2 separate regions of the Mus musculus genome follow, and region 1 is linked to region 2. A link is a loop called in an ENCODE intact Hi-C map of the cell type or tissue named here. Cell type or tissue: left cerebral cortex. All regions are shown on one strand. Each heading gives the region's core, and the rest is flanking DNA. Links, peaks and the distances in the headings are about the cores only. Region 1 overlaps Gm40135 (a long non-coding RNA gene). Region 2 has its middle 12 kb from the start of Gm33485.

Region 1 (16,321 bases), core at 5,641-13,640, 61 kb before region 2:
CCAAGAATCACTCTTTAAGGTTTAAGAACTATGTGCTGAGAAAATTTCATCCCCCTCGCCAGCTTCTTTTCATCTCTGTGAAGTCCATGTGCTGGGAGAGATGGTGGGAACTTCTCTCCTAGGATCATCCACATGTTATGAGTGTGAAGAAATCTCACAGGGATCTCAGATTATGACTGCTAGGAAAAAGAGATAGAAGAGATCTGAGATTGTATGGAAATGGATTTTTTAAAAAAGATTTATTTATTATTATATCTAAGTACGCTGTAGCTGTCTTCAGACACACCAGAAGAAATCTTCGGATCTCATTACATTTGGTTGTGAGCCACCATGTGGTTTCTGGGATTTGAACTCAGGACCTTTGGAAGAGCAGTCAATGCTCTTAACCACAGAGCCATCTCTCCAGCCCCCTAGAAAAGGATTTTAAATTATGCTTTATTATTACAACTCTGTGGCATTTCAGCTTGTAATATATATATATAAATGAAGCTTATGGATCACTGCCTAAAGAGAATGCCTTGAGTAGAAGATTAATTGGTACATGAGTTTAGAATCACTCAATTCTCAGATGCTGTCATCTGTCCTGATATCCAGTCAGGTCGGCAGGCAAAGCTACGTGCTTTTGTTTCTACACCGCCACTTCCTTCTTTTCTTCTTGTGTCTCACTGTTTTCCTTCTTTGGGAAGCGGGGGAGTGAAAATTCCCTGTGCCAATCTCCATAGTGTTGGTTGTAGGGCAGACAACGCATTAAACTCACAGTTCATTTAATCCTGTTCCCCGGAAGCAGGGCTATCCCTGGGGTGCATCGTCTTGCTCCAGGTCACACGTTCAGGAAGTGATGCAGCCAGAACTGACTCTGGGCTGCTCAGATCTTTCTTCCTGAGGCTCAGGTTCTGTGGTTACACTTCGTCGTCTTCCGACACAGATCCCGGGACAGATATGAGTGAGAGACATGTATTCTAAGGTGGCTCTTGTACCCTGCAGTATGATCTCTGTCCTCGTTGATTTGTGGTCTGGTTTGGAAGCTTCCGTTGGTGCCCACTCATCTCAGCAAGCTGGGACAGTCACTACTGGACACCCTTGGTTACAGAGCATAGTTTTATGTAATAGGAAGAGGTCTTTCAGAAATGTAATCCGGAGGAAGAGAAACGTCATGAGTTTCCGGGTGTTTGGGTTCCCCATTTTCACCCCCACGTTTCAAGTGGGATAAAAAAAAAATCCCTGCCTAAAGATAAAAATAGTTTCCTTTGTAGCTTTACCTCATAAAGCAACGACACATTGTGTTTTTTTCATGGAAAGGTCTATTTCTAGAAAGAATGTGGAGCACCCTCAGCCTCATGAGTAATAAGTATTTGGCAAGATGATGCTTTCCACAGACAATCACCCTGAACCCTTCTTTGGAAGGTTTATGTCCCCCACCCCCCTACCCCGCACACACTAGTCTGTGGTATGCAAAACTGTATTTCTGTTTTGTTTTGTTTTGTTTTTAAAGATAAGTGTACAGGGCTGTGGAAACTCTGTTTATTTTTTTAGGTAATGCCTTGGCAATTTAGACGCCACAAGTGGAGCAGAGAGAGCATCTCTCCTGGCTTTACAAAATTAAACCGTAAGAAACTACATGCTCGCTCACCTATTTTCGCCCAGGGAGGTGATGGGCTCCGTGGATTGCATGTGGAGTTTACGAGAGGAGACTCTTGCGGGTAGTGAATGGGAGGTCACAGGAAAAAGGTGTGCACTATCCCCCCCCCTCCAGTGTGTGTGGGGGTGGCTTCAGCTCACAATCGTTTACCTTTCTGTTGTGGTACAGTTTCCTCTGGATCCAGATGTTTAATCAGCTAACTGTAAATGCAGCTGGAATTGGTTTCCTACCTCCTTCTGGAAGACTCAAATGAATACCAATAATGAAGATCAACCAAGATATACATACCACGTAGAGCAGTGATTCTCAGCCTTCCTAATGCTGTGACCCTTTAATACAGTTCCTCAGGCTGTGGTGACCCCGCCAGCCATAAAGTTCTTCTTGTTGCTGCTTCATAACTATATTTTTGCTACTGTTGTGTATTGTAGTGTATCCTGATATGCAGGATAGATGACCATTATGAAAGGGTTGTTCAAACGCTAAGGGGTTGGGACCCAAAGGCTGAGAAACTCTGACCGTCTAGCCTCATGGTTTTGTTTGCTTGTTTGTTTGTTTTCTTAGAATTTTACAGATGAACATGCATCCTGCGTGCTATAGAAACGGTTCCTTAATCAGGAGAATGGCCTTCTACTCTGCTTTTACACCATTTTCTGGCTCTCTTGTGTCCTGTGACTTTCTCTTGATAATATCTCATCTACCTAGAATCTCAGAGGTTTTGACCAAATAATTTGGAATTTGGTATCAGATACTCTCCTCACTGGGGAAAAACTGGTTGACCTCTAACTTGGAAAACCAAAAACAAACAAAGGTGAGAAAAAAGGATGGGAAATCAAGCTTAAAATACATTAATAATTAGCATTATTGATATCGGAGAAAAACAAGCAGCTTGACAGAAAGTTAGATCTCAATTGTTCCCTCACTGTAGGCAGAGCCACGGCCCGCTGATGCTGAATTTGGCGCCTGGTGCTTTTCGTAGCCGTGCATTTTCTGCTCTGAATTTCTTTATACAAACAGAACATAGTTCGGCTCAGATTTCATCCATCTTAATTGAAGTGACACTTTAATTGATAGCTCAAGTAAGTTGAGATTTACAGATTTAGAAAGCAATCACGACTATGCCTTCACTTGGGTTATGTTATGAAAATAAGTGAAAACTCGTTTGAACCATGTATAACTTCCTCACAAGAAAAAAAAAGAAAGAAATGCATGGTGTGTCCAAATGGGCCATGCACACGTGTGCCCGAGATGCCGCAGCTCCGCTCTGCATATGGAGGGGTTACAGAACAGGCCCCAGGTGAGGCTTGCCGCAAGCTTCATTTAATTCAGGGGAATGAGACCCAGCTAGAAGTGAGAAGGCGTGGCCTGCAAAAGTGCAGTGAGCTTACATCCAAGTCATCATGGCTTCAGGCTTAGAAGAAAGAGAGGACTCAGGACCGAATGCTCTCAGTGCCTGAGATTCTACTTCGTCTGAGCCAAACAGAGTGATCACAAAACAACAATCTTAAAGGAAAGGGAATCAAAGGCACATCACAGAGGCCGTTGTGCTTTCTCATAGTTGCTTTCCCCCTCAGTTCTCACAACAGAAAGAATAATTATTCTTTGGAAATCTAAGGCTGATAGAAGAGAGCTACGTATAACACCAAAAACTCTTAAGTCTGGTTGTTTTTAAAGATCTGGAATAATTTATTCTTTTATCAATATCTTCTTATTTTTCAGACATTTAAGTATGTTTTGATCAGATTTATCCCTCCCTTAATTTTATTGTTTAAATTTAATTGAATTTTAAAGATTGTTTTTATTTGTATGTGCACCACATACATGCAGTGCCCTCAGTGGCCAAAAGAGGGCACCAGATCCCCTGTAACTGTTACTGTAGTTTCAGACATTCGTGAACCACACCACATAGATGTTGGGAATCAAACTCAGGACTTCTACAGATGAACTGTTTCCCCTCCCTCCCTCCCTCCCTCCCTCCCTCCCTCCCTCCCTCCCTCCCTCCCTCCCTCCCTCCCTCCCTCCCTCCCTCCCTCCCTCCCTCCTTCCTTTTCTTTCCTCCTTCCTTCCTTTCTGTCTTTCTTGATAGGGTTTCTATCCTGGAACTCTCTCTGTAGACCAGGTTGGCTTCGAGCTCACAGAGATCAACCAACCTCTGTTTCCCCAGTGCAGAGATCTACAGTGTGAGTCACTGTGCTGATCTCAGTAAATGCTCTTACCTGCTGACTTGTCTCTCTGGCCCGTTTGTTCCTTTCTGTTGGGTTATTCTTACTACACTGTAAAAATTCTGACGAGTCCTTTATAGAACATGTACTTTGCAAACACCATGCCTTAGGTTGTGGCTTGTCTTTTAATTTTTTTCCTCAGACTTTAAGTGATTCATCAAACATAAAAATTATACATGTCAATGGGGGAATCTTGTATTTTTTTGATACATATATATGTTGTATAATGCTTAAATCTAGCTAACCATATTTGTCATGCCCCACCCCCAAACATTTAACATTTCTTTAAAATGAATCCTTTTTTGAGATGTGGAATACATCTTTTAATTTTCTTAATGACTCCTTTGGAGTAGCAAAGCTCGATTTTGATAAAGGCCAGTGTTATACTTTAAAATTTATAGGTCATGATTTTGGTGTCACATCTAACAAATGTGTACATAACCGAAAGTGGTAGCATCTATTTTTCTCCTAGAAGTTTCATAGTCTTACAATTTCAATTTTGATCATCATCCATCTTGAATTGTGGAGCTGGAGAGATGGCCTAGTGGTTAAGAGCACTGACTGCTCTTGCAGACGACCCGGGCTCAGCCCTCAGCACCCACCTATCTGTAAGTCTAGTTTGAGGGGATGTTCTCTTCTGGCTTCTACGGGCCCCAGTTATTCATATGGCACACATGTGTACATGTAAGCAAAACACTTACATACATGAAATGAGGAGAAACAGATCTCTCTCCCCATCTTAAATTGTATGTGGGGTGAGGTGAGGGCCTCCTCCTTCCTCCTCCTCCTCCTCCTTTCTTATGACTGTATAATTATTTCATTCATTGAGTGGATCCATTGCTGGATCAAGAGTTGCATACCGCAATGGGGCACATGCTGCCTTGCAATGAAGCCACAACTTGAAGATCAGCTACTTTGGAGTCATACTCCACTGTCATTCTCTAAGAACTGTCTGCTCTCTGCATCAGCTAAATAAACAAGCTGAAGATGCGGCAGGCATCACAGACCGGGCTGATCTTCCACAGTGGTACTTAACTCTCTGCAGCATCCCCAGGGATGTGGCATTGCCTCTTCCTGCAGGGAGATTACAAGTTCAAGGCTCGCCTGGGCTGTAGAGTGAATTCAAGGTCATCCTGGACAATGAGACCCTTGTTGATTCCCAAACAGAAGATTTAAAAAGGGCTGGAGTGGAGGGGTACAAAGCTGGCCCAGCAGGAGGCCAGAGGTACAACCCCAGTATTGAAACAAAACAAAACAAACAAAAAACAAAAATGGAAAGGAAACAGAGTTCCGACATCAAAACTGCTTTTCCTCTGTGGAGCACGACTTTGCAGACCACTGGCTAGAACCTTTTCCGTCTCATCAAGCCACAGCACTAAACCCAGAATCTCTGCTTTGCAGACCACGGCAACCAGTTGGGCCTCATCTAACTTCATCCTATAGTCTTTCTTCTTTGATTTTAATATTTTTAATTTATTCCTTCACATATTACGCCCTGATGTCAGTTTTCCTCCTATTTCTCCTCCTAATCTCTCCCTACCTCTCCCCCACCCCATATTCACAACGTCCATTCCCAAACATAGTCCCTAGAACTCTGTCCGTGTAGATTGGGAAGATCATATATCTTTTTTTTTTTTTGGAATGTAAGTACATCTTCATATAGATCTCACTTTGTACCTCTTCTTTGGGACTTGAACTTGGCTATTTAGAAGCAATGAGGACAAGGAGGAGGGTCTTGAGAATCACAAGTGTCTGGCCAGGTAACGACCTCCGGAAGGTCCATTACAGTTTCCTCTGGCGGGCGCAGTCGCGAGCTCTCCACGTGGGAGAGAAAGGAAAGGCTGCTTTTACTGGCAAAGAGTGCTCATTTAGTCCCTGTTTTATTTGTCTGGGAGGAAATTCCAGCTCAGTCATTTGAAGGACTCTGTCTTGACTGGGAGTTGTCTGTACTAAGTCACTGAGAGTCTCGTTGAGTTGTCTTTAAGTCCCGTCTAGTTACCCGTTTGCCTAGGCAGCTGGCTGGGCTCTCTGCATACCTGTCAGGTCTAATTCTGGTCCCGGGGATCCTTGGTGAGCATGGAGCCAGTTTCTGGAAGTTCATTTCTAACTCATTGCTCCTTCACGCCTCTCTTCCTGTGCCCCAAGCCTCTGGTCTCTATGGCTCTGGAATGACATCGGCTCTCCACTTTACCAAAGGTCCCGATGAGAAACACAAGGCTTGGTTTCTTGATGGAAATAAGGGGTTGGAGAAAATGCAGGCAAGATTAGCACAGTTAAAAGTTTCAGCCCCAAATTACATTGGCGATGAGATGATTACATTGCTGGAATGGCCTTTCCCCAAATGGATAAATATATACACGCGTCTAGAATTTCTCCAGAGTCAGGCATTAATCCTCTCTTCGAATCCTCCTTGACAGTCACGGAGGCGAAGGCTTATCTGTGGAAGTTCGCAAGCGTTACAGTCTGTGTGACTCTGCTTCTGGTACTAAATCTTGTGTGTGACTTGTGGCGATGGCTGGCATCCAAAAGAAACACGGACTTTGTGGCAAAAAGCTGTATGGGGCGGCTCGCTGGCTTTGCCTCAGCTGCTGGGCCACCGCCTCAGCCAAGCTGCCAGGCGACTGTGGATTTTCCTGAGGTTTTAGGGAAGGCTGGTCCAGGTTTCTAAGAAGAATTCTTTCCCACCATTTCCCTTGCTGGGCTCTTAGCAAATCTGCCCTTCCCACCAGCAGTCAGACGAGTTAGATGACTGAAGGGTACACTCTGCCTGGTGTCCCCACATCAGAGACAGCAGTGAGTCTGTGAGGGTCCCACACGTTCCATCCTTCATCCTTGGAAAGATCTTCCCATCAGCCCCACAGCCCAGGCTGTGTTTGCTGAGGCCAGAAGAAAGTGATTCTCTGTAAGCTAAAGGAAACCCCAGGCCACAGCCCAACCTCACCGTGCTCTGCACTCCTATCTTGTCTTTGATGTAAGAAATGGAATGTCTCCCTGGGATGTCTGGCCTATTCTGTCCTGATGAAGTCCTCCTTAATCTCCGAAGCTCTAGGAATTGACTCACCCTTGTTCCTACAGCTTTGTGGTCCTACCTTATCATAACATATCAGAGTGAGTGTTTATCTGCCTGAGTGCTGGAGTTAAAAATCAAGACAAAATCCTTTAGCCTTGACATATAGGGTGGTGCTCTGAACACCAGGAATAGCAGAGACATCTCGATAAACTATTACTGATTATCTAGTTAGTAAGTACCAGGACAATGCTGGGACTTCTTGTTTGTGACACCGCTGAATCCCCGTGACACTTTTACAGGAAACTACTGGTCTCATCTTAGTTGCTGAGTGAGGTGCATTGAGTTTTTAGAACCCGCTTGAAGGCCCATGGGTAGTAGGTGGAACTAAGATTTGAACCCACATTGTACAACGTTTAGAAGAACACCATTTTCACCAAATAGGTATAGCATTTTAAGAAGAGGTTTGAACACAAGACTGAATCATTCTGCGGATGCACGGGCACGCCTTCCCTTCCCACTGAGCCCTAATGTGAGGGCTGCTTCCAATCAATGAAATCTGATTTCCACAGTGGCTGCACTAGTTTGGATCCACTAGCAGTGTACGTGGGTTCATGCTCACCCCCAAACCTCACTAATATTTTTGCTTTTATCATTACTAATTATTAATAATTAATTTAATGTTAACAATTATGAAATATGGTCTTGACTTGTATTTCCCTCATGGCTAAGGATGTAGAGAGCATTTTTTCCCATCTATTTATTTCCTAAGTTACTTCAAACCAACACACTTTTATGGAGTAGCTACTGTGGCCAGATACAGAGACTAACAAAGCATGATGAGTGTCACACTGAGACTTATCTGCATAAAAGCAGAAACTCATATCCCTGGGACCATGAGAGAGAAGAGTTTTGAAGCTTCAAGTGAGGCCTCAGAGAAAGGAGATTTTGATGGGCACACCACAGCAGTGGTGGCTATGAAGCTAATATATGAGAGAGTTGCAGTTATTTTTAGAAATTCCCTGGGTGGGAAGCATGATCTTAAATATATATATTTAATATTTAATTTATATGTAAATATTATACATTAATTATGTTATATATAATACAGTATCTCTGTATTAAATATATGTAATAAATATATTATATTTATATAAATTATGTAATATATATAATATGATTACATATTTATAATATAGGATTGTTATCCATTATATATTTATATAAACATATGAAAATTACATGTATATTTTAATATATGATATATATGTATATATTACATAATATAATAAGTATACAATATAAATATATAATGCATAATATATAATATACAATATAATGACATAACATAATAAATTAATATATTAAAAATATGTAGAGAGATGAACAAGTGAACTGGATCCATGCTGTAGAAGTTCCCGGATGGACTAAGTCATGCTGTATTTGATGGACTGTAGGGGTTCCGCAGAGCTTGGGGAGGAAGGAGAGTATGATAGGAGCTGGAGAAGCCTGTGGGAAGCTATGAGAATGACCCACGTGAGGCTCCTCGTGCATCACACACCTTCTGACTTCTTCCTTGAGGGTGTGGTGTCGTGCTCAGAACTAAAGGCCCAACCAGGGCCAGGCCTGTGTGTACTGCGATCATGCAAACAGGCAATATAGAGGTAGGGTTGCCATTGTACATGTATGTATGCTGCTCAGAAGGTGCACGAAGAAAGGGAGAGGGTTGCAGGGCCTTGGGGATGTCAGGAAAGCTTTCTAGTGGAGTTGGCGCTCGAGCTGAGACTCTTTTATTTGCTAGGAAAGAAAGAGGTGGGGTGAGGGGTTTGCCAGGAGGGACAAAGTGCAAGGCACATGTAGTGGCACTTTCAGCAGGACTGGGTCTGTTCTGCTTGCTTTGTTTTTTGTTTTGCTTAAAATAGAAAATGGATAATGAAGGACAGACAGACAAAAGAACCTGCAGCCCATTACCTACACACGATAATTCTGAAAGTGAGATGGGCGTCTGTGACGGCTGATCTTCCTCATCAACTTCACTGGGATTAGAATCATTCAGATACCCAGAAGGAGAAGTCCCACCTGGAACAAGGCTGGCACCGTTGGGGACTCAGGCTGAGGAGAAAGGAAAAATAGGTAGCCAGGTGAGTGCCGGCATGCGCACTTGTGCCGGCATGCGCACTGTCTGCAGCTTCCTGTCCCACCAAGTGAAGAGGGAAGAAGTCTCTGCCTCGTGCTCACACTAACCCCACCCCACACCCTGAGCTGCCACCGCCAACCTCCACCACTGTGGCCTCCCTAGCAGAAGGACTGCATCCCATAAGCCATGAGCCAGGATAAATCTTTTCTCCCTTAAATTGATGCTGGTCAGGCACTCGCTTCTAACAATGAGAAAAGCAACAGCTCCAGGATCTTCCCACCTCTCTGTCACTGTATGTGTGTGCCTGGATAACAAGTAGGTGTGCACACGTGCATAGTCCACTGTGTATGTGTATACACGCACACAGCATAAGCAGACATTTATTAAAGTCTGCTGGGACACGCCCATCTTATCTCTATTTACATGGCCTATCCTCCTCCCCCAGCTTTAGGGATGACATAAGGCTACATTTCTTCAATGTGCAAACAGTACTGATCTAGGACACTTACCAGCACAGCCTCGTAGGACAGCCCAGTCTTCCGCTCGAGGATCTCCAATCATTTCTAGAGATCTACAACTGATCCCTACATGTTCTCAGGCCTGAGCTGACATTGGCTGCTTTGTATCTGCTTACTGACAGCGTATGTGTTTAACTAGGAGGGAAATATGGGTAGAAGATTCATCCCAGCTAGACGGCAAACACCTCCTGGGCTGGTAACCTTCTCTCTCAGTTACTGCTCTGTGCCCGTGCTGTAGATAACACTCAGCACACGCTCGGTGTCCAAAACTGTGAATGACAAGTAGAACTTCCACTTCTTCAAAGAAAAGTTTTGAACATTTTTTTTGATGCACTCAGTAGCAATACACACACAACAAAAGGAAACCTTCATCTGTGATGGATTTAAAAGGGAAGGACCTTTAAAGAGCAAACAAAGTTTCCATGGGGGTTAGTGAGGCCTGAGGACTTCAAACAGACACCAGCGGGCTATGGCCAAGGTTTGCAAGGGATTCCAGGTCTGGGAGGAATCATAGACCAAGGGACCACTCACAATCCTTCCAGTGTAAATTTCTGCCGTGGAATACTTGTTATTTGTCTTTGCTAATGTGTTAGCAATGTGGTGCTAAGTAGAACACAGAAGACTCCAAAGGATAGTGACAAATGAAAACCATATGCCGATGGGATCCCGATATCAGGAAATGAGATTTCCTGAGAGGCCTGCAGGATGCTACTTGCGATAAGAAGCAGATAACTTTCAAATAATGGAATTTGGAGAAGTATTAAATGTCAGGATGTACCTAAATATTTGTTCTTTAATTTAATCTACCAAATCTAAAGTTCACATCAACAAACAAAATAGCTAAGAATTGAGTAAGACAAGTAAAACAAACTCACTTTTCTTTTCTTTCCCCCTTTTTCTTTATCTTTTTATTATTATTATTTTTTTGAGTCTCATTGTGTAACCCAAGTTGATCTTCAAAATTCAGCCCTCAGGTATATGCCTGTATCTGCTGTAGCTCTTTCTAAGACACTCCAAACAGAGGTGAAGAGACAGCTCAGTAGTTAAGAGAACTTGCTGGTCTTCCAGAGGAAGACCAGTGGTTCAATTCCCAGCACCCACATGACAACGTACAACCATGTATGTGGTACACAGACATACACATAGTCAAAATATCCAGATTAAATAAAATAAAACAATTAAACATCTTTAAAATTAAAAAATCTTAAACAAAGAAAGCCCAAATGTTTTTATTGTAGTATTTGGTTAGGAAATCTGAGCTCAACCCAAACATTTCATTCGTTAGTCTTATTATAGGTCAAATTTTCTGTCTAATCCTTCATTCAAATATATGTAAGGAGAGAAAGTGAGGCCACAGTGAATAAGGCTGTAGGCCTGAATAATACCCTAAAGAAAATAAGGTTATCGTATATTTTAACACATGTTTTAAAAAGTTTATTGCAAATTAATTGGCATCTATCAAATAAAATTTTAAATGTGGAAATTGTAAAATCATCAGTGTAATTATGTAAATAACTACTGCTGTATTTTAATGTTTTCCTTCTAGAGTTCTTATGTATATACATTTAAATTTTTGTTATTTGCATGTATGTATGTGTGTGCTCACCTGTGCACAGATGTGCACATTACTGCACGAATGAGGACATTATAGGACAACGAGTGGAGGTAGGTGTGTCCTTCTATCATGGGGATTCCAGGGGCTGAACTCATGTCACCAGGCTTGGCAGCAAGCACCCCTACCCACTAAGCCATCTCACCAGCCCCATGTAAATTTTATGTAATTATAATTTTTTTTTTTTTGTAGGAGCTGTTTTGAACTTTCAGTCATTCACCCTTACAGAGACTGGTAGGAATATCTTACCTTGTTGGGATAGAAACTTAGTTCCTTAGAGCTTTGATACCTGTGTCTCGGCTTTCCTTTGTACGTGCTAAATGTAACTCCTGAATTGAAAATAAGTTTTAACATATAGGTTGTGGTTAAAACAACACCAAAGACTAATTTTAAAATTCTAATTTGCTCAGCATAATGTCTAGATTATAAAATTAGACTACAGCTTGCCAGCTGTGTACCCAAGTTGGCACCAGGCACCTTCCTGTTGGGGCCATTGGCTGTAATACCACAGCTAAGTTAACAGTAACTACTTACTTGGCTACTGTTTCTTTGATGACCCATCGCCCTGTTAGTCTCTGTTTAGGTCACAGTTTGTGGTCTGGTACAGCCTTGGTTCTTGTGAATACAACTTAAGTATCGATGTCTTACTACTTTGCTAGTGTAGCTGTTAGGCTCAGAGCCTGGGTCTCCAGCCCTAACAACCCGAGGTCGCCGCCCATCCTCAGCACACCAGTTAACAGACAGCCTGATGTGAAAAGCTGAAAGAGAAGACTTATTCATCGTGGCCACAAAGCATGTGATTGCAGATCTTTGCATTAAGTGGAGAAGCCTCCGGAACAGGAAGAGGGAGGCTCCGAACGCCCATCACTATCTCTGTGCCTTTGTGTCACAAACAAAGGACCCAGTGATTCATAAGGTACTTGGGAAAACCAAGATGGCCTTAGAGTGAATGAAAGCAGGATTCGCTCTGCAGGCAGGTGCTCAAGCAAGCCTAAGGCCCAAGAATCCCAGTTTCCACTCCAAAGGGAAGGGAGGAATTCTCTGAAGGGCTAGCCTTTTCTTTTTAAGTGATTGATTTTGTTTGCTGGAGGGGGTTTGTACAATCCTTTCTGCAGTCCAAATGACAGCCTTACTTGTTTGCTGGGTCCCAGAGTTGACTTCCTTGTGACTCACAGTCACAGGCCTCTTGTCACGTCTCCCTGCCTCACCTGCACTTCTGACGATGGGCAAAGAAGGACTTCCGGAAGGCCCAGGCCTTATTTCTGTGGGGCAACCTCCAACCCTCCATCCAGAGGAATGGGAGGGAAAAGCCAAGTCTGAGCATGCGCGGTTTCCCAGCCTCTTCAGGCAGAGACATTCCTCTGTGGTCTACTTTTCCTTGAGAGCCCTAATCACAGCCTCTTCTCAACCACTTAGGGGACTCATTTCAGCTCCTCCCACACCCACGTCCCCTACTGCTGGAACCAAATCTGTTTTGTTCACCTCTTTGTGAAGCTCACAAGGTGCCTGGGGCCCTGAGGGCACTTTCCCAGTGAGGAGCTGGCCTTATTGCAGCAGGCGTATTGCAACAATGCCGCACACTAAGTGACACGTGTGTCCCACTGATCAAATGGGAAAAAATTACAAACGTTTTATCAGTGATGGTTACTGTCTCTGAGTGGAGAAATACTCTAGTGGGAAATGCTCTCTTTCCCAAGGGCGTGGCTGGCGCATTCTCCCGGCTGCTCCCTCAGCCTGAGGCAGTCCGTGACCTTCCCTCACCTGGGAGTTAATGGGAAGGAGGATTCTACCTTTCCAACTCCTAGCAAAGTTCTCTTTCGGTCACTTTTCATCTGCCCTGAAAACTTCTGTCAACCCTTCCTTTGCCACATTGAGTCAGGCTCATGGGACACACTCGAGGAGGCTGATTGGATGCGTCCGCTGCCACGCTTGAGTAAGAAGGACCCAGAGTGTGTCTACAGCAGAGGGAGGTCAGGTCCCCAGAGTCCCGTTCCCAAGTGAATCTGAAGGACAAGAACAAACTAAGCAGCAAAAGTAGGTGTGTGCCTGGGAGAACCAAGACGACCAGGACACTGACACCAGAGAACCCACATTAGAGTGTTTGCTTAGGGTGGGGCCTTGCTTCCAGGTTACCGGCTATTCTTAATCACCAGCAGGAGTACGTGATGACATTTGTTCCAGGTGAAACTACTTTCTCTGCCCGTTGTGAGCTTTCTCACCTTGGAGTATCTGTAAGAGCAGTTACTCAGGATGTCTCTGAGAAGCCCGGCTCCTGACAGGCTAACGCCTGGAAGGTGGTGAGAGGCTACCCGAGACATCCAGCCATTTCCTGGAAGAGGTCTCTACAAGAGCACAGTTACTGTTTGCAATCCAACTCACCTTTGTTTTTTGTTTCATTTTGCTTTTAGAAATGAAAAGACTACTTGCCATGTCCCAGTGAAGAGAGGTGTGGCAGAACGGAATGCCTGTGGCCTGGAAGAGGTGAAGGGTGGAAAGACGAAGAGTCCAACACCTCACAGTAGAGAGAATCTGCAATGGGCAGTTTGGTTAGCCACTCCAAGACACAGATGTCTAAAATTTCCCATGAAAAATACCTGCTGGGGCTGCAACTTTATCCCTACAGCTGTTTGTGGAGGAGGAGACCTGTATTAACTTTGGATAGTTTTTCTTTAGGGTGGACAGCTGGGCAGCAGGCCTGAGACAGGCACACCCAAGTTCATCCTGTTCTTCCACACATCAGGGCGCCTTGTTGCCCTGGCACGAGGCTGGTTTGCCTTTGTGGATGACGACTCTTCTTGCAAAGCAAAGCTTGGGCTTGGTTTCATGCATAGGTGCGAAACAATGAGCCTGGATTCTGTAATGAGAACATTAGTTAACTTGGCCTAGCCAGCGCACCCCTCCCCAACACCTCTTGTTCATTCCCCACCCCCCCCCACTCCCACCCCCACCATGTACTAATGCACTTTACTGCTAAGAGAGGTCAAAGATTTAAAACATTTAGGGGCTGGGGAGATAGCAAGCATGGGGTCCTGAGTTCACCGCCCAGCTGTGAGTGATAGCACATGCTATAATCCCATTGTTGGCTGTATGGAGAATGGCGGACCCATGGGGCTAACTGGCTAGTCAGTCTAAGTTAATCAGGGAACCCCAGGTTCCAGGGAACACTGTCTCATAACATAATGTGGACAGCTCCTAAGGACACTTGAATGTGACCTCTAGCTTCCACAGCACCCTGCCAATTACATGTGTACCTGCACACGCATGAGCAAGCATATTCACTTACATACATACACACAAATGATTTAAACCATTTAAGTAAACTTAAGTTGCTATGACCCACTTGACCCAGCTTTGACAGCTCAGGATCCAGGAGGCAGAGAAAATTGCTTTGCTATTTCTTTCCCATCTTTTTAACTCCGTAAGTGGAAAACATGGTCTGAAGAGACTTTCTGATTAATTTGGCCCATGCCCTGCATTACCCATTGCAGCCTATGGGCCCAGAAATGTTGTCCCCTACATAATATCCCACTGCTAGTAAGAATAGGAGCTGTACCCAAGGGCCCTTCTGAGGTCCAGGTCAGCACTCAGTCTGCTACCCCATATTGCTTCCTTTCTCATATATAGCTGTGGGTATTTTGTTACATTCTGTCCCCCATGTCTTTGTGGGCTTGTCACTAGTGCACAGTGTTCTCTGTATAAAGGATACTTAAGAAAAGTGTTGCCCAACTTTTTGTTTGCTTCGAGGTGTGATATTGGCTTCTGGCAACGTCTTGGAAATGCGTGGGGGACTCTGCAAGGCACCCTCTGTGCCCTTCCTGGTTTTCAAGGACTGGGGCAATGATGTCACTTGTTCTTGAGAAGAAAAAAAAACAAGCAAAGATTGTTTCCAGGGTACATGGTCACATGCAGAGGCCATTGTGTAGTGACCAGTAAGGGTCAGGTCTCTGGATTTTTTTGGAAAGTTGTCTTCACCACTCTGGGAAAGAAAGTACGCTTATGGGGTTGGAGAGATGGCTCAGCAGTTAAGAGCATTGGCTGCTCTTCCCAAAGACCTGGGTTCAGTTCCTCGAACCCATGTAGCAGCTCACCACGGTCTGTAACACTAGTTCTAGAGGTTTTTACACCCTCACACATTCATACATGGAAGCAAAATACCGATGCACATAAAATAAAAATAAATAAATCATTATTTAAAAAAAAGAAAGTATAAGGTTTGTAACTCATATGAGGAAAGCGAGTGTTTCTGTTACTTTTCTAGTGCTGTGACAAAACACCATGACCAAGGCAATAAAAGAGTTTATTGGGGCTTACAGCCTCAGAGGGTGAGTCTATGACCATAGTGGCAGGAAGCAAGGCAGCAGTTAGGTAGGCATGGAACTGGAGCAGTGCTGAGAGTGAGCAGTGCTCACATCTGATCCACAAACAGGAGGCAGAAGGCTAACTGGGAATGGCATGGGCTTTTGGAACCTCATAGCCCAACCCCAGTAACACACTTCCTCTAACAAAGCTATCCCTCCCAATCCTTGCCAAACCATTCAAATATATGAGCCTATGGGACACCAGCCACCACTTTGTCATGCCCACTTCACTTTGCTCCAGACGCAGTGCCTCTGTTGTACATCCAGTATCTCAGAGAGATGAGTGAGGCTCATCCGAAGTCACATAGCCAGGAAGACGCAGAGTCTGGCAATAAGCTGGCTTACCTAAGCTTCCAGCTCCCCAAAGAGTGAAGCTTGCTTTTGGAGCTATGGCTGAAGGGTTAAGGCCACTTTGTCAGAAAGGGATGGAGGGGGAGACTTGACTGTTGGTCTTGATTGTCAGCGTGATGGAATTCACAGTCGTCAAGGAGGTACAGACAATGCTTTCCGAGATTTAACTAAAGAGGGAAGCCTACCCTGCATGCCGGTGGTATCATCCCCTGGGCTGACTAAAAATATGAGAGGAGGGAGTGAGCTCAGCATGAGGATTCGTCTCTCTCTGCTTCCTGATTGTCCATCAAAGTGAGTGGCTGCCTTGGCTGTCTGTCACCACATCTTCCCTCCACAACAGGCTGTCTCCTGTCAACCTGGGCCCCTTCGTTCTTTAAAGCCCTTTTGCCAGGCATTTTGTAATAGCAGTGAAAAAGGTAACTGATGCATCCCATTTCTGGTTTCACTTCCATGCCTTGGGGAGGAAGGAGAAGGTGAGCA
Region 2 (16,321 bases), core at 2,929-10,928:
ATCAACAGTATACTCACGTACATAAAATAAATAAATCTTTTAAAAAATAATTTTATTAAGAATTATCGATAGGCAAAATTTGTAAAGGACAGCTAGCTCAGGCAGGTCCTGTGTACCCTGTGTCCACTTTTCAAATGCCAACACTTGTCTAATCACGGAACTCTTCACAACCAGGAAACCAACAGTGACAACATTCAGGCCCCATTCAAATTCAGTTAGCTCTTCATAGATTCTGAGCAGCTTTATCATGTGCAAAGTAACATAACAGCCACCAAAATGAAGACGGAACTCTCCAGTGCCACAAAGCTACCCTGGTATTACGCTTCTGTGGCTACAGCCTCTTCCACCTAGTGTCTAGTCCCTGAGAGGTCTTCGTGGGTTCCTGTTGTGCGTCCTCTGTCATGTTCTTTTATTAGTCTGTAGTGATCTCTCTCTCTCTCTCTCTCTCTCTCTCTCGCTCTCTCTCTCTCTCTCTCTCTCTCTCTCTCTCTCGTGTGTATGTTTCCTCCCCCTCCTCCTTCCCCTATCTCCATAGACACTGCAGAGCGTGTATTGAATCCAGGGTCTTGAGCAGCTCTGTAGAGCTCTGTAGTACAGAGATATACCCTTGTCTTGTCTTTTCATTTTTTTTTTAAACTAGGGTCTTTATAGTCATTTTAATTTTGAAAAAGAACCATTAACTTTTTTTCTTTTGTTGATTATTTTAGTGTTAAAATAATAGTGTTTATTATTTTATAAAATTCTTTGGTATTCATGATCTTAAGTATTTTTTTCATATATTTTTTCTCTAAACATTTATAATCACATTTAATATTTACATTTATGATCCATTTTGAGTTAATTTTGTGTAAGATGTCAGGCACTGGTCAAAATTCATCTCATTCTGTAATGTTCTTCTTCTGTAGACTTTGTCTTGCTCTTTGTCAAAAATCAGTCAATTTCATATGGGACTAAGGCCTCATGGCTTTCCCTCATCTATTTTGGCATGTCTATTCTTCTCTTTCTTCAGCTCATATTTGGGGCAGTCATGTTGGTGAGACTTCACGCATGTTGATCTTTAGGAGATACAATCTCATGGCTCACTTCCTGATCTTCTGACTCTTAGGATCTTTCCAGCTCTTCCTTCACAATGTTCCTTGAACCTTAGCTGTGGGGGTAGTTTGCAGCTGGCAACAGTGGGGCTGGACTCTACAACTGTGTATTTTGATTGGTTGTGATTTTCTGTAATAGTTTTCATCTATACAAAGCACTACAGACAACCAAAGAATGCTCAGAGTGGGAGAATTAGTCTTCTCTGGCTAGAAGCACAGCAGTTGGTTACCAACACCAAATGCTCAGCCCTGGGAGCATATACTTGATTAGCAATTTGTGGACTGAGCAGGTTATATTTGGGATATGTATGTGTGTATATGTATGTGTATGTGTATATATGTGCATACAATAACAATTTGATATAAAAGAGGCCATGAATTTTAGAGTTTGGAGAGAGGATAGGGTAAAATGTTGTAATTATAGTGTAGATAGATTTATTTGTATTTCCTCTTCTGTTCCACAGATCTATCTGTCCTTCCACTATGTCCATTATTCTCCTCATCATAGTGATACAATGTATCTTAAATAGATATAATGATTTCTTCTACTTTAATTTTCTTTTCAAAATACCCTTTTCAACTGCTATAATTCTGCTGCTTTTCCATAGAAACTCAACAGAGCTGTTATCTAAGTTTGCAAACATTCTTGCTGGGACGTTGACAGGAGCTGTGTTAAGTGGACAGAATAGCTTCAGAAGAATCGAGATCTTTACTATGTCCAGTGTCCAATCCATGAACATAGTTTATTTTTCTATTTATTTACAACTTAATTTCCTTTGTCATTCTGCGGCCTTCAACAGAAAGGTACATACATGTTTTGTTGGAATTCTGCCTACAGATCTTATTGGAGGGACGTTGTAAGTGTTAATATGGTTTGGCTTTGGTATCCACATGGTCTGTTCTGCAACATGGAAGCAGGATTTGTTAACTTTGAATGCTGAAACCTTCCCAAACCTTATTCAAAAATATTTTTGTTTGCCAGCTTGTCTTTTGCCTTTTAGATTGTGCATGCGATAATGAGATAGCTCGTACTTGGAAACTGAAGACAGTTTTATTTTTTTTTTAAATTTAAGTTATATGTCATCATGATAATGTTATCAACCTTGAGCCCATCCAGCAAAAATTTATTTCATTCCCCAAATACCCTGCTTCCCCACTTGTTTCTAGATTATCTCTCCGTTGTCTACTGCGTGCTGAGAATGTAGACTTCACTCTTAGAGCAGAGCAAGCAGTTGCTATTAGGAAAGACATCTGGAAAGAATAAGCTACATTCCTAAGCCAAGGAGGACAGATTCAGGGACTCTTCTCATCAACCCTCCTCCGTGAGCAAGGGTCACTGGAGGGTGACTCTGTGTACTCGGTGCTCCCTTAGGTGAGGACCACCCAGGGTTCAGGGATGACCATCTCAGACCCATGAAGGGAGATGAGCAAATGCTGTCTCACCACTGGCCAAGGTGGTCTGAGCCTCTGAGGCAGCCCGAGAACAGTGACTGAGCCCTGGGTTTGAGGAAACAGTAGACTGATAGTCTCTGAGGTTTGATGGAACTCTCTCCTATCCTAACCCCAGAGGAGTTTTCAGTGGATTAATGCTAATCAACTCTTATTTCTTATTTTATTTAAGGAACAATTGTGTGTGTTCTGTGTGGTATGGTATAAGTACATGTTGTATTGGTATGTGTACACACATGTGTGTGAGTTTGTGGTGTGGTGTGAATGGATATATGTTGTATTGGCATGTATATTCATGTGTGTGTGTATGTGTTTGTGGTGTGGTATACATTGTATTGGTATGTGTACACATTATGTGTGTGTGTGTTTGTGGTGCAGTGTGAATATATGTTGTATTGTATGTATACACATATGCATGTGTGTATAGAAGTCAGATTGGTGGTGAGTGCCTTCCTCAATTGATCTTCGCCTTAGTTTTGGAGACAGGGTGTCTCACTGAACCTGCAACTTGCTATTTCAGTTAGGCTGGCTGGCCATCAAGCATCAGGGCTCCTCCTGTTTCTGCCCTGCCTGCCCTGGGATTACAGCTGTGCACCACTACAATGGCTTTTATGTAGAATCTGGAGCTGCAGCCTCATGCTCACAATGCTAAGTATTTTCCTAACTGAGTCACCTCTCCAGCCCAGGGTTTGCTTTCTCTGCCCCTGTCTCCCATACCCTTGGCAAGAGACATCTCAAATGACCAAAACAATGGAACAGTTACTTTTACCCTGAGTCTCAAGAAGTCCTGTGGGCTCTCCTCTCCTGAGCACTACCATCCTGCTTATGCAGCCTTCTCTTGGCCTTGGATTCTGTCTTGCGGGCACGCCCTCTTAACACTCGACAGCCCACAGGAGAGCCCAGTTTTTCTGTCTTCAGGAGAGTAGTTCAGAACTATTGAAACCACCTCACCCAGGCAGCCTGAGACCCTCAGACAAAGTCCTTTTTACTCTGCAGTTTCTGATTTGGGGGTATGGACAGCTGAGATGACAGGTAGAGAGAACTCCCTTGGTATCACCAGACTTGGTTGTTGTCCTTTAATCTTGTGCTGTTTATTTTTAATGATAAAGTGTTGAGCAATCCTTGGCTAAAATATACTGAGACATTATAGTCTATTCAATGGATAACGGATGTATTTGTTAAAAGTGAATGTGTTCAAGGAAACTAAAACAGTGAGAACATACTTTGCTTAGTACTTGGCTGTGGATATATTCATTTAATCTTGAATAGTATTATTTGCTTTCTATAGAACAGGAATGAAGTTACATTCCCCCTTAAAGCTAAGACTACCTTGAAAATAGCATAATAAATTAGCAGAAAAGGCAAAGACAAAATTTAACTGGTGTTGCAGGATTTTCTCTGTCCAAGTGCATTAGTGCAGTGGAGGCCTGTGATTGGACAGGGAAACGGGAGGCGGAGCTAAGAGAAAGGGAGCAGGAAGGTGAGTGCGGATGTGAACCCGCGTGGTGTTGACCAGCCGCAAGCAGTTGTGGTATTGTAGGTTAGATTAATTGAGATAAAGCTTTTATCATTATCAATTGGCATCTTGTAAATTGTGGTATTATTGACACATAAATCTGATTGGTTAATTAAGCTTTAAGAGTTTTGGTTTTACCGGGTTACTGGGTATTGTGATATGTAACCGCGAGGTTGGCGGTTCCATTTAGTTACTGGACTGTGGGATCGCAGACTACATGGGTTTATGGTTGAGGAAGAACTATCGGCGCCAGGGACAAGCGAACGAGAGCTGGGAACACAGTGACTGGGCACAGCGGGGGGGCTACCTGGAGAGAGTTGCTGGGGGCGGGAGCGTGGTCTCGCCCTGCGGAGAGCTGGCGGGATCATTTTTTAATATTTCCCTCAACAAACTGGGATAGTGAATTTATGTTTCTGTGGCTGATCCCAGGCCATACCCACCTTAATTGCTGTTACATTGGCCCATGGAGCTTTGATGAGCTCCTACCCTTGGCATGGCTTTGCTTGGCCTTGATTTCAGTCTCCTACAGAGACCTGCCTCTCCAATAGGATGGGCTTTTCATCTCATATGGCATCAGGACTTTGAGAGGCAAGCTGGCCATTGTGGAAACATAATATTCAGAAGAAATTCCATCTTCGGTGATAGATCTGGGATTGCTTTGCAATCTTTTGTTGGCACTAATAAACCTCTTTGGTTGGTGAAAGTTGTCTAAGGCCATTTTTGAAGAGACTAGCTTGATAAGGGAAATGGCATCTATAAACCAAATTGTAGAAGTATTTCTTGAGGGGGGGGGGTGGTTCTTATGCCCCCTTTGCTCCCAAATATATGCAGGGTGTTTCTATGCCTGCTCTAGCTGGTTTTAGCTCCTGAATAATTAACACAAAGACCTGGTATTTTTATTACCAAGCTGCTAGCACTAAGGTGGTGGGCAGGTTCTGAACCTACTGTAGCCCAACTAGGCTGCTAATACCCAGCCAAATGTCCCATTACTTGCCATCTGGTCTTGCCCAGGCTCACTCTGGTCCATGTGTATCCTCATGGCTGCTGTCTCATCGAGACCTCAAGGTGAATCTTCCTGCTCCATCCGCATGGTCTCTCTACCTTTCTTCTCTCTTTTCTTCTCTTCCTGGTCTCTTTGCTTCCCACCCCTGACTGGGATCAGGATTCCTATCCTATTCCCTTGTGCCCAGCTAATTGGCTGACCAGCTTTTCATTAACCAATCAGAGGTGATGGAAAACAATTGAGAATTGAGACCATTGATGCTTGACCGTGCCATCATCTGGACCACAGCCAGATGTCCGTCCAGGCATAGAAGCCAGCATCTGAATGCACAGTGCACGAAAACATCCCCCAACACCAAATAACAAGCCTCAAAGCAGCCCTGAGTCACCAGACAGACCTGCTTGCAACAACTGAGCCATGACAGTTGAAACCACTGTTCCTTTTCTGTTTACTCGCAATCAACATGGAAAACCTTCCTCCTAGAAGAGCCACTGGCCTCTGGGAAAGCTGACACAATTCTACCCAGATGAAGGGTGCTTTCGTGGATTCTGGGGAAGAGGAGCCTCTCCTTTATTTTTCTCCTCCAAGCGCTAGACTGCTTCTCTGGAAGCCTCCATTCAGTGGGGTTTGGAGCCACTGGTTAACAACTTCATTAATACACTGATTTTGTCCAATGACCATAGGTGAAACTTTTCTTAACCTTTCTGTTTTCTGTTTCTTTTGAAGATAGGGATGTTTCGGTTGGGAATGAACTGCTTTTTCCTATGGGGAAATGGTGGGATTTTTTTTTGTTTTTGTTTTTCTGTTTAGGTCTTCAACAGATTGGATGAGAATAACAATCTCTTACTTTCTATCACTTAAAATTTCATCATAGCCAAAACATCTTTATTTTAAAAATACCCAGAATAATGTTTGACTAAATATCTGGGCAACCAATTAAGTAAACACATAAAGCTTACCATTGCATGAACTTATCATGGACCAGTGAGCTCCTTTTAGAAGACTGTGACTGGGCTAGAGAGATGGCTCAGTGGTTAAGAGCACTGACTGCCCTTCCAGAGGTCCTGAGTTCAATTCCCAGCAACCATATGGTGGTTCACAACAATCTGTAATGGGGTTTGATGCCTTCTTCTGGTATGTCTAAAGACAGCTACGGTGTACTCATATAATATACATAAAATAAATTAATAATTTTTTTCCCTGCTCCTTAGGTTTTCTTATCTGCCAGGTCATGGGATGATAGGTTAAGAAAAATGTTCCCTGTTCCCTGTTCCTAAGATTACAGTAATGGTCATCTCTCATTGTGAGCTAACTATGGGCTAGCTGTCCAGCAAACAGCTCACTAAATTCTCCCCTTCTGAGTTTACATTCCTGGAGAGCTTATAAAAGCAGATTATTGGACTTTAAAGACATCAGACTTTGCATGGGAGACCTAGTTAATTCAGGCAAGGAAGAAAGAATGGGATTGGGTTTTGAGCAATCACAGTTCTGACATTCTTTTCTATCTGACTCTCTTTGTGAGGTAGATCAACGTGACAGGGCCTGAAAAATTCCAATAATTCCAACAAAATCTGTCACCACCCAGCTCAGCTCCTTGAGCTGCCGTACATACGTCGTTGACAGACACTGCCTCTGATACTTGTTGACTCAGACACTCAACAGCTTGATTCCTGGCATGCTTCTGAGTTTCGTTTTTCTATTATTTCATATTCAAAATACTCTGTTGCAGCAAAATAGACGGGGGACAATAAACGTTTCCACGCTGTCTGGTTTTTGATTAGCAGAGTTCAGCTGGTGCGAGGGTAGAGATGGGGAGGCAGGCTGGCTCTTGACTTCATAGAGATTGTGTAGCCTGTGCAAGACATTTATCAAGAGGATATGTTCCTACCTAGCAATGTGTCTGGATGTTTGGGGGGATGATAATCTAGAAGGCCATCAACCATTATTTAATAATGCTTCCTTTTGGTGACTTGTGGCCTAGAAGGGTCCCTAGTCATTCCTCTGAGGATCCTCCCAACTCTCAATCCAAGGTCAGCTTTTAGCCAAGAGCATTAGACTTGGACCTTCCTAGCCGCCTCCCTCTCTTCTCTGGCCTAGTCCTTCCCAAGGATATGGGGAAATTAGTCTTCATTTCTGGGAAAACGTGTGGGTTGTTTTTCAAAGAGACCTCTGCTATTTTAACTAAAATTGCCAAAGACCTGATAAGAGTATCTGAGGAGAACAATGTGACTTTTCCAGTGTTTTTCAGACAATGGTGAGTGGTCACAATGCATGAAAGGTGGGAGTGGTTTAAGAAGATTCATCCAGGCAGAGGCTTTGGAGATGGCCTATTGTCAAAAAGCCACATGAGTCACCTTATGCCAAAAAGGTCTGTGACCCTGTGATCTAACCCCACTAGGTCTGGCCCTTCCCTCTCCTTTCTGACCTCCTCTAAAGATAGGACCAAAGCAAATGCCAACACTTCACTTTGAGTCAAAAGGTCCCTCCCGTGACACCCACCCGCTACCTTTATTGAGCCTCCCAGAACCTCTAGTCTTATCAACATCAACACAGTTCATCTCAGTCTTAGACAAAGAGTTCACTCCTCTGCCCCACCTCCCTCCCCTTGTCTACTGCCATCCAGCCACAGTGGGGCCATTGCTATAATACAGCCTAAAGGTGTTTGCAATTTCTTATTGTGACTGGAGAGCACTTCCACCAGACAGCAGTGTGTTCCCCACTTCCTCTGGAAACTCTGTTCCCGTGTTCCTTTCTGAGGGAGGCTTCTCTAACTATGCTATTTATAAAGTCCTTCTGTCCACACTTTATCCTTAGCACGCACTCCCTTTCTGTACTCATTTTTTTCATTAGTTCTCCCATCTGCTTCTTGAACTAACATGTCATATACTGCTTCCATGTCACATGAAAGAATTTTTTTTTTATTGTTAGTTATACAAATGAGTGGTTCCTCTCTGTGGTATTTCCATACACATGTGCACTGTTGCCTGACTCTCCTCTTTACTCTCTCTCTCTCTCTCTCTCTCTCTCTCTCTCTCTATATATATATATATATATATATATACATAATTTAGTTATAACTAACTATATTTATATTTAGTGGCCTCTATATTTAGGTGGCCACCTTTTAAAATGTTCTTGCTTTTAGATTTCATATTATAAAAAAAAAAAGAGAGACAGAGATAGAGATCAGCAGCAATAGGTTTGAAAAAGGATCTGAAGATAAATTACCCCTTTGGAAATGAGATTTATTAGGTGTGAGGGCATTGGAAACATGGGAACCATGATCAGGAGAGCATCAAAAACCAGTGTGTTATATCAGCGGTGACATGATGAGGCCTTAAAGGAGAAGCGCGGCTTCCTTCCCTTTAACATGTGGAGAGAGGCTCTGTGACTGAGAGCACTTACACTGGAGGGAGGGGAAGAGTAAACGGATCTACCCTTACACATTATTTTAAATAATAAAAAAGAAAAGAAGGCTAGAGAGATGACTTAGCAGTTAAGATCACTTGATGCTTTTGCAGAGGACCTAGGTTCAATTCTCAGGACCCAGACTGCAGCTCACAGCCATCTGTCACTCTAGATGGAGGGGAACCAGTGCCCTTGTCTGACCTCCATGGGCAGACACTTGGTGCACCTGCAAACCTATAGACAAAACGCTCATATACATAAAATAAAAATAAATATGGAGACTAGTTACCTACAGACAAAGCACTCATACATATAAAGTAAAAATAAATATAGAGACTGGTTATATGGCCCAGTGGTTAGGAACACTTGTTGCCTTGCAAAGGACGCAGGTTTGGTTCCCAGAGCCTACACAGTTGCTTACAACCATCTGTACCTACAGTTCCAGGGAATCTTCTGTCTTCTCCTGACCTCCAAGGATACCTGGAATACATGTGGTACACATAAATACAGGCAGGTAAACACACTCATACACTTAAAATAAAAATAAATAAACCTAAAAAATTATAGAAAGAAAATCAGCAAGTTAAAATAATGTTTAAGACTTTGGTGTACTTAAATTTACTCTTAATTTTGAGACTGGCAGTTTTCCTTGGAAAGCAGAACCCCGTTATTTGTCCCTTGTCCGGTAGTGTGGCAAAGTGACAATAATAAAGCAAACAATGTTGGTAGAATCAATTAATCTAATAAAAAAAAATGATGAATTGGTGATGGCTCGGGCCTGTAATTCCAGTACTTGGAAAGCAGAGGCAAAAGGGAGTTTGAGGCCAGCTTGAGCTATGTAGTAAGTTTCCAGGCAAGCCTGGGCTACATACTGAAACCCTATCAATGTCTTACTATTCCAAGGAAAGAGATGTGCTATTGCAATTTTAAGAGTGATCATTTTTTTCTTTATCCCAACTAGCTCCCAAATAAATGAGACAAAGACTAGAAGATTTATTTAATCAAACTTCATGGCACAATAGATGAGCAGTATTAATCTATATTCATCCTCTACACTAATCTGGCAACCTCCTAGCCAAAATTCCAGAGATATTTGCATTTTCATGCTGGTCTGTCTCTCTCCTCTCCAGGTATGTTTCCCATGATGTCTCCTTGACCCTCTCCTCCTGGAGAATCCTTGCTTCTCTTTCTCTCCTCCTCCCCTGACTAGGATTGGAAATCCCACCCTATTCTTCCTCTGCTCAGCAGTTAAAACCATTGGCTGATCAGCTTTTATTGACAAACCAGCGAATAAACAGGGAGCAGTGTTTACACAACATTGAGATAGGAGATACTCAGATAAAGTATTACCATGCCATATCTGGATTGCAACCAGATACGGGGGCAGAGAAATCAGCATTTGAGTAATACAAGGATAATCTTTGTACAGTGCACAATAACTTTATGCCTACAGACATGCAAATAGAGTGCTTAAGTGCCAACACTACCCTAGGCCCTTGGACGGGATCCTCTTACTTCATTCACTCAGCACCTTTAGAAGACGAGGGGTATTGTTTGAGTAAGAAATGTCTCCTAATGACTCTCTGTTAAAGGCTGTGTTGCAGCTGTTGGTCTTTGAAAAGTGATTGAATCCCTGCAGCTTTGACATTACCAGTGGATTAATCCTATGTGGTTTGAATGAGAATGGCCTTCATAGGCTCACACATTTGAATGCTTGGTCCCCACTTGGTGGAACTGTCTGGGAAGTGATGAAGGTGCTCTTTGAGGTTTCAAAATCCTACACAATTCCTAGTTCATACACTCCCTCTCTTGCTTTGTGTCTTAAGGTGTGAGCTCTTGGCTACTGCTCTAGTGCCACTTCTGCCTGTCTGCTGCCATGTTCTTCCCCATGATGGACATAGACTTGAATTCTCTGAAACCGTAAGCTCTAAATAAACTCTTTCATAGTGTGTGTGTGTGTGTGTGTGTGTGTGTGTAGATTGGCTGGGAGGTTGCCAGATTAGTGTAGAGGATAAAAATAGATTAATGCTGCTTATCTATCAAAGAACCTTGGTTTAGTTACCAGCACCCATATGGAGTTAAAACTCAAGTCCCGATGCCTCTTTTGACCTCTTCAGGCTCCTGAATGCACACCGTGCACATGCATACACTCTTTCTCACATACATACACAGAAAAAATATTTCAAAGTAAAACATGGAGGGAACTTTGTTAAGAGGGATAGCTTAAAGGAAAAAAGTGATAGTTGCCATAGTCAGGGTGATGTGGGGAAGGGTGTAAGTGGGGATCCCCCAAGGAGAATCTTCAGAAAAGTCCTCAGGACAAAGAAAGATATCTAACTTTTGTATCCTTTCAGAGGGTAGAAGGGAGGCCCACAGCACATGATTCAGTTCAACATAGCTTATCATGTGTTTCAGAGAACACGGAGGAGCCAGGTAGTAGGTAGATCAGGAATTAACCTCTTTGGAGCCACAACACAGCATGTCTTCTTAACTCTCTCTCACAGAGAGATAGCTGAAGGGGATATGGCCCAATTTCTTCATGTTAATAGGATCTGGCTACTTAGAGTCCAAGTATGATTTAGTTCAACATATTATAGGCAACCAGCTGCTTCTATAACTTAGATATTATGAATAAAAAGCAGAGTTTTTTTAGCCTCTTTTGTTTATTGTTAAATCACACTCCAGTGCTTAAGAAGTATACTTGGCACACCCCAAACATACACTCAATAGTTTAGACTGAAGAAACCAGTTAAATGGATCGTTAAGATGTGTCTGGATTTGAGCTTCATGTGTTTGATGTTAATAATACACCTGGGAAAACAATGTTAAAAGAACTGATAGTTCAGTTGTTTCCACTGTAAGACACAGAGACTTGCTCAGAATTATTCTCAGACATTAGAGTGTTGCTAAAAGGGTATCTGTGGGTTAGTATTCCCTCAGGAGGCAGCAAACATTTCAGAGCCACAGGCAGCATTTTAAACACTTTCTTCCCCCTTTCCTGTGGTTTCTCTCTTGTCCCGTCTCTGTTCCTTCTTATCCACCAGGATGACCACTCCATTCTTCATCCTTTTGTTCCACCAGGAGCTAGCTTCTCAGCCTTATATTCACCAATGCCCTGCTGGGCAGACCTTTCAAACCTCAGGAGTCACTGGACCCAACAATGGGAGCCACTTGTCACCAGGTACCCAGATGTAGAACAATCTTTCTCTAGTTCCTGAAGCAGGAAGCAATGTATAAGTGAGTCAAGCCCAGGATATGAATAATACAAGACAGTTTGAGATTGATTCTTTGGATTTTAATATATATTACTTATAGTAACTTGTAAGCATTGAAATACTTTCACCCTCCATCTTCCCTTGTGCTGGTTTGAGTAGGAAAGTGTTGTGTGTATATTTAAAAACACTCTTTCTCCATTGACCAGCCTGTGCTCCTAGCTTAGCTCCAAATCACTTGCAAGCACCCCCAATCTGGTAAAGCCAGGAGCTGCTACCTGTGCTCCACCAGCTACCTCTTCCTCCTGGCTGGCTTTGCCAAGTCACCATCAACTACTCTGTCTTCTCTCTTTCTCCTGCCCACCTTAGTTCCTCAGCAGAAAAACACTAGACAGCTTTATTATTTTAAAATTAGTCAGATAACACAATTGTTGGGCACATAATGTCCTGCCCTAAATTTATGGTCTATATCAGTCAGACTCCACCACTGGTAGAGGCTGCCAGTTCTAGCTATCTCAAGATCTTATATGGTTGTTCAAGTTTCTCATTCCAAAGTCTGGTCAAAAGCCCCTCCCTCCTCCCTTCTTGGACCCGGAAGTCCCATCTTTTACCCTTCACCCAGCAATTGGCTTCCACCTTCTTTATTGACCAAATCAAGAACCTATCAGGGAAACATCACCTCCCCCTACAGGAAAGACTCATGTGTTTGAATGCTTGGCCCATAGAGATTGGTACTATTAGAAATTTGTGGCCTTGTTGTAGTAGGTGTGGCCTTGTAGTAGGAAGTATGCCACTGTGGGGTGGGCTTTGAAGTCTCCTATGCTCAAGCTACACCCAGTGTGGCCCATAGTCATCTTCTGCTGCTTGTGGTTCAAGATGAAGAACTCTAGGCTCCTCCAGCACCATGCCTGCCTGCACACTACCATGCTTCCCACCGTGATAACTGACTAAACCTCTGAAACTGAAATCCAGCCCCAAAGTAAAGGTTTTTATTCATAAGAGTTGCCATGGTCATGTTGTCTTTCCATAGCAATGAACCCTTAAGACATCCCCTCACCTGATCCCTCCTGTTCTCATCCTTACCCCCCCCCCACTGGTCTCCTCCCCCAATTTCACCCATGATGCTTATTCTATTTCTCTTTCTCAGTGAGATTCATGCATCCTGCTAACTTAGCTACTTTGGGATTATAGGTTGTAGCATGGTTATTCTGTACTTTTAAAGCTAATATCTACTTATAAGTGAGTATATACCAAGTTTGTCTTTCTGGGTCTGGGTTACCTCACTCAGGGTGATCTTTTCTAGTTTCATCAGTTTGCCTGAAAATTCTATGATGTCATTGTTTTTAATAGCTGAGTAATATTCCATTATGTAAATGACCACATTATTCACTCTTTGGTTGAGGGACATCTAGGTTGTTTCCAGTTTCTGGCTATTATGAATAAAGCTGCTATGAACATAGTTGAGCAAGTGTCCTTGTGGTATACTGGGAGAGACAACTGAAGTTGGTATGGGGGGGGGGTACATCTCTGGAATGAGCTAGAAACCTTGGGCAATGGAAACTCCCAGGAATCTGTGAGGCTGACCCTAGCTAATACTCCTGGCTGTGGGGGACATGGAGACTGAATCAGCCATCTTCTGTAACCAGACAAGACTTCCAATGGAGGGACTGGGATACCAATCCAGTAACATAACCTTAGACCCACAATTTATCCTGCTTACAAGATGTCCAGGGGTAAAAATAGAGCAGAAATTGAGGGAATGGACAACTAATGACTGGTTCAGCTTGAGACCCATGCCATGAGAGGAAGTCCACCCCTGGTACTGTTAATGCTATTTTGCTTCACTTGCCGACAGGAGCTTTGCATAACTGTCATCATAGAGGCTTCATCCAGCAACTGATGGAAATGGATGCAGAGACTCACAGCCAAACATTAGGCAGAGCTTGGGGAATTCTGTGGAAGAGGGGGAGGAAAGATTATAGGAAAGGGGAAAGGGGGATCAAGGACACGACAAGGAAACCTACAGAATCAACTCGTCTAGGCCCATAGGAGCTCACAGCGACTGAATTGCCAACCAGAGAGCATGCATGGGACTGACCTAGATTCTCCACACACATGTAACAGTTATGTAGCTTGGTCTTCTCATGGGACTCCTAATAGTGGGAGCAGAAGCTGTTTTTTGACCCTGTTGCCTGCCTTTGGGACCCTTCTAACCTACTGGATTGCCTCATCTAGCTGCAATAGGAGAGGATGCAGCTAGTCTTACTTCAATTTGATATACCAAGGCTGACTGATATCCATGGGAGGCCTCTCCTTTTCTGAACAGAAAGGGAAGAGAAGTGGAAGAGGTGGATGGGCGGGGAGAACTGGGAGAAGCTGAGGGGGGAAACCAGTCAGGATATAAAGTAAATTAATTAAGTAATTAAAATCAAAAACATTGGGATAGAAATTGTCAACGTATAGGTAAGAAAAGAAAGTCGCCTGGGGTTCTAAGCACTTGAGAGTTTAGTTCTAAGCACTTTCTCCCTTGCATAGATGGTCTTCCTTTTGTGAACATGATGTCATAGGCTGCGCTGCTGTACCAGAAAACCTGTAACCCCACAATTAATAAAGAATAGAGACGTGTTTCTTCACAGCTATGGAGGCATGTCTTGGTCATGGCATTGACAGATTTTGTTGTCTGGTGACGACTGCTCTCCATTTCCAAGATGGCGTCTCACTGTTGTGTCATCCAGAGAGAAAGGATGCCCAGTCTTTAGAAGACAGAAGTGGCGGGGCAAGTGAGCCCAAGGCGTCATAAAGCCTCTTTTAGAGGAATCTTAATCTTATTCACTAGAGGTGGAGCCCTTGTGGATCAATAGAGAGACAGGTGGAACCCTTATGGCTCAAAGAAACTCAGTGATATTAAATTTTATATGGAGAACGTTTTGTTGACATTTTGAGCTCATCCAATGGCCCTTGACAGAGAAAATATAGCTTTGTTGTAACAGGACTAGCCTCCCATCTGGAGTTATCACTCCTCTCTTGAGGTAAACTTTGTTTTTCGAAATTTACTGCTGTGTACTTAAAGATTCGAAAAGCCTACCCTTGATATGTTTCCCTGAAGACTGACAATTCTACTCCAGGTGACACCAGAGTCAAGATCTGGCTAAAGTGGGAGTTGTGAGTGACTATCAAGAGCATGGGGCAGGTAGCTCCTTAGAAGCTGAGTCACAAGGCAGACAGGTGTGGGGAGGGGAGAGAAGGGTGTGACAAGTCCAGACCTCTCTAAGTACTTCTCCAGCCATTGGCAGCAGTGTGACTCAGTAAAGCAAACACATCCTCTCACATTTAAACAATTAAATAACAATGTGAAAAATTTATCTGGCAGTTTTTCACTCTCTCACAGGTGTGTTGGGCTCACCTGTCCCCAACTAGAAATCGAGGCCAGCTGGCCTGGTAGTGATGTCTGATGTGCCAACACACCCAGAGGCCTTGGTGGGAAGCCTGAGGAAGCGCATGATAGCGGCTGGCACACTGGAGTACTCGGCCCTGAGGATTCCACTCTGGGAGAGCAGCTTGTCGGTGATCATTAAGCCTGAAGCCTAGAAGTGGACCTGAACATTCAGGCTAAAGAAGAGTCTTCTGTAGAGTTTTGAGAAGGACAACTTCCTTTTTGAAAAAGATTCACAAGTGTGCCTTTGGCTTGGTGTTTTTGTGTGGTGTGTAAAACCACAATAGCTGCCGTTGTGTAACGTTAAGATTGACAGACAGCCTGGGACTAGTCTGTAGATATGACTAATGGAGGAAAGCTGAAAGGGAGATGGAGGCAGGAAGTTCAGGGCTGTCAATGCCATCAGTCACAGAGCGCTACTGTTGCTAGGTGGCAATAGAAGCTACCAGATTTGCTCCCTACCTCCTTCTCTTTAGTCTGAAGGTGGAAAAGGTAAACACTGATTCATTCATACTTCTAGATCAGCTGTGGTCTTGAGCAACTGTTTAGCTGGAATTCTGGACTGGGATCCTCTAAGAGAGCCTGGACATGTTGGCTTTAAGTCTTGAAGCCTTAGAATTGCTGCCACACTGATGTCTGCAAAGGCACCTGTTTATTCTACCCCAGGACTCACTGAAAGTCACCCCTGAATCTCCCCCATCAGCCCATTACAAAACACAGAAGGCAAAACAAGCTGTTCATGGGATTCTGAAGCCTACAGACTTACAAAGCCAGAACCGCTGCAGGATAGGTAAAGCCGCAAGCCTGGTGTTGGAGGGAAGGCTCAGCAGTTAAGACCTGAGTTCAGTTCCCAGCAACCACATGGAGGTCCACAAAGCTCTATAACTTCAGTTCCAGGACATCTTACACCTTCTTCTGGCCTCAAAGGGAAATTGCATTAATGTGCACATACACACAGACATATACACATACAATTACAAAAAAAAATTTTAAGTGGTGAAATGGCACAAATTATTAGCAAAATGTTCTGAAATGTAACATTACACACCATACACACACACCCAAGCACGTACACACGGAATTTGCTCTGGTGTATCGTGAGCAGGGAGGAGTGGATCTTGGCTTGACATGAGATTTGAGAAGATTTCCAGAAGAAAGTGGTTTCTGGGCTAAGTTTTGGAGAAATAACTTGTAATTTTAATTTTTTTT

The links. A loop is a pair of places that touch in the nucleus more often than their neighbours do. Peaks named below come from ENCODE experiments on the same cell type or tissue, not always from the same donor. Only the 100,000 strongest peaks of a DNase experiment are listed, where the experiment ranks them.
Region 1: a loop joins it to region 2, with 2.1 times the contacts of the local background. A loop is called at or near these places in 2 of 42 quality-filtered maps.

The regions. Positions count from the first base shown.
Region 1 is chr3:121,547,088-121,563,408 of GRCm38, forward strand. Gm40135 (a long non-coding RNA gene) reads left to right here. Exons shown (of 4, transcript XR_867598.2): 2 at 11,325-11,366; 3 at 11,792-12,048; 4 at 13,541-15,397. Among named protein-coding and RNA genes, the nearest start is that of Gm40135, 10 kb to the left of the region's middle. In left cerebral cortex, for the core only: no CTCF peak of the experiment used is centred there; a DNase peak (open chromatin) is centred at 6,377.
Region 2 is chr3:121,610,938-121,627,258 of GRCm38, forward strand. No RefSeq gene overlaps it. Among named protein-coding and RNA genes, the nearest start is that of Gm33485, 12 kb to the left of the region's middle. In left cerebral cortex, for the core only: no CTCF peak of the experiment used is centred there; a DNase peak (open chromatin) is centred at 7,823.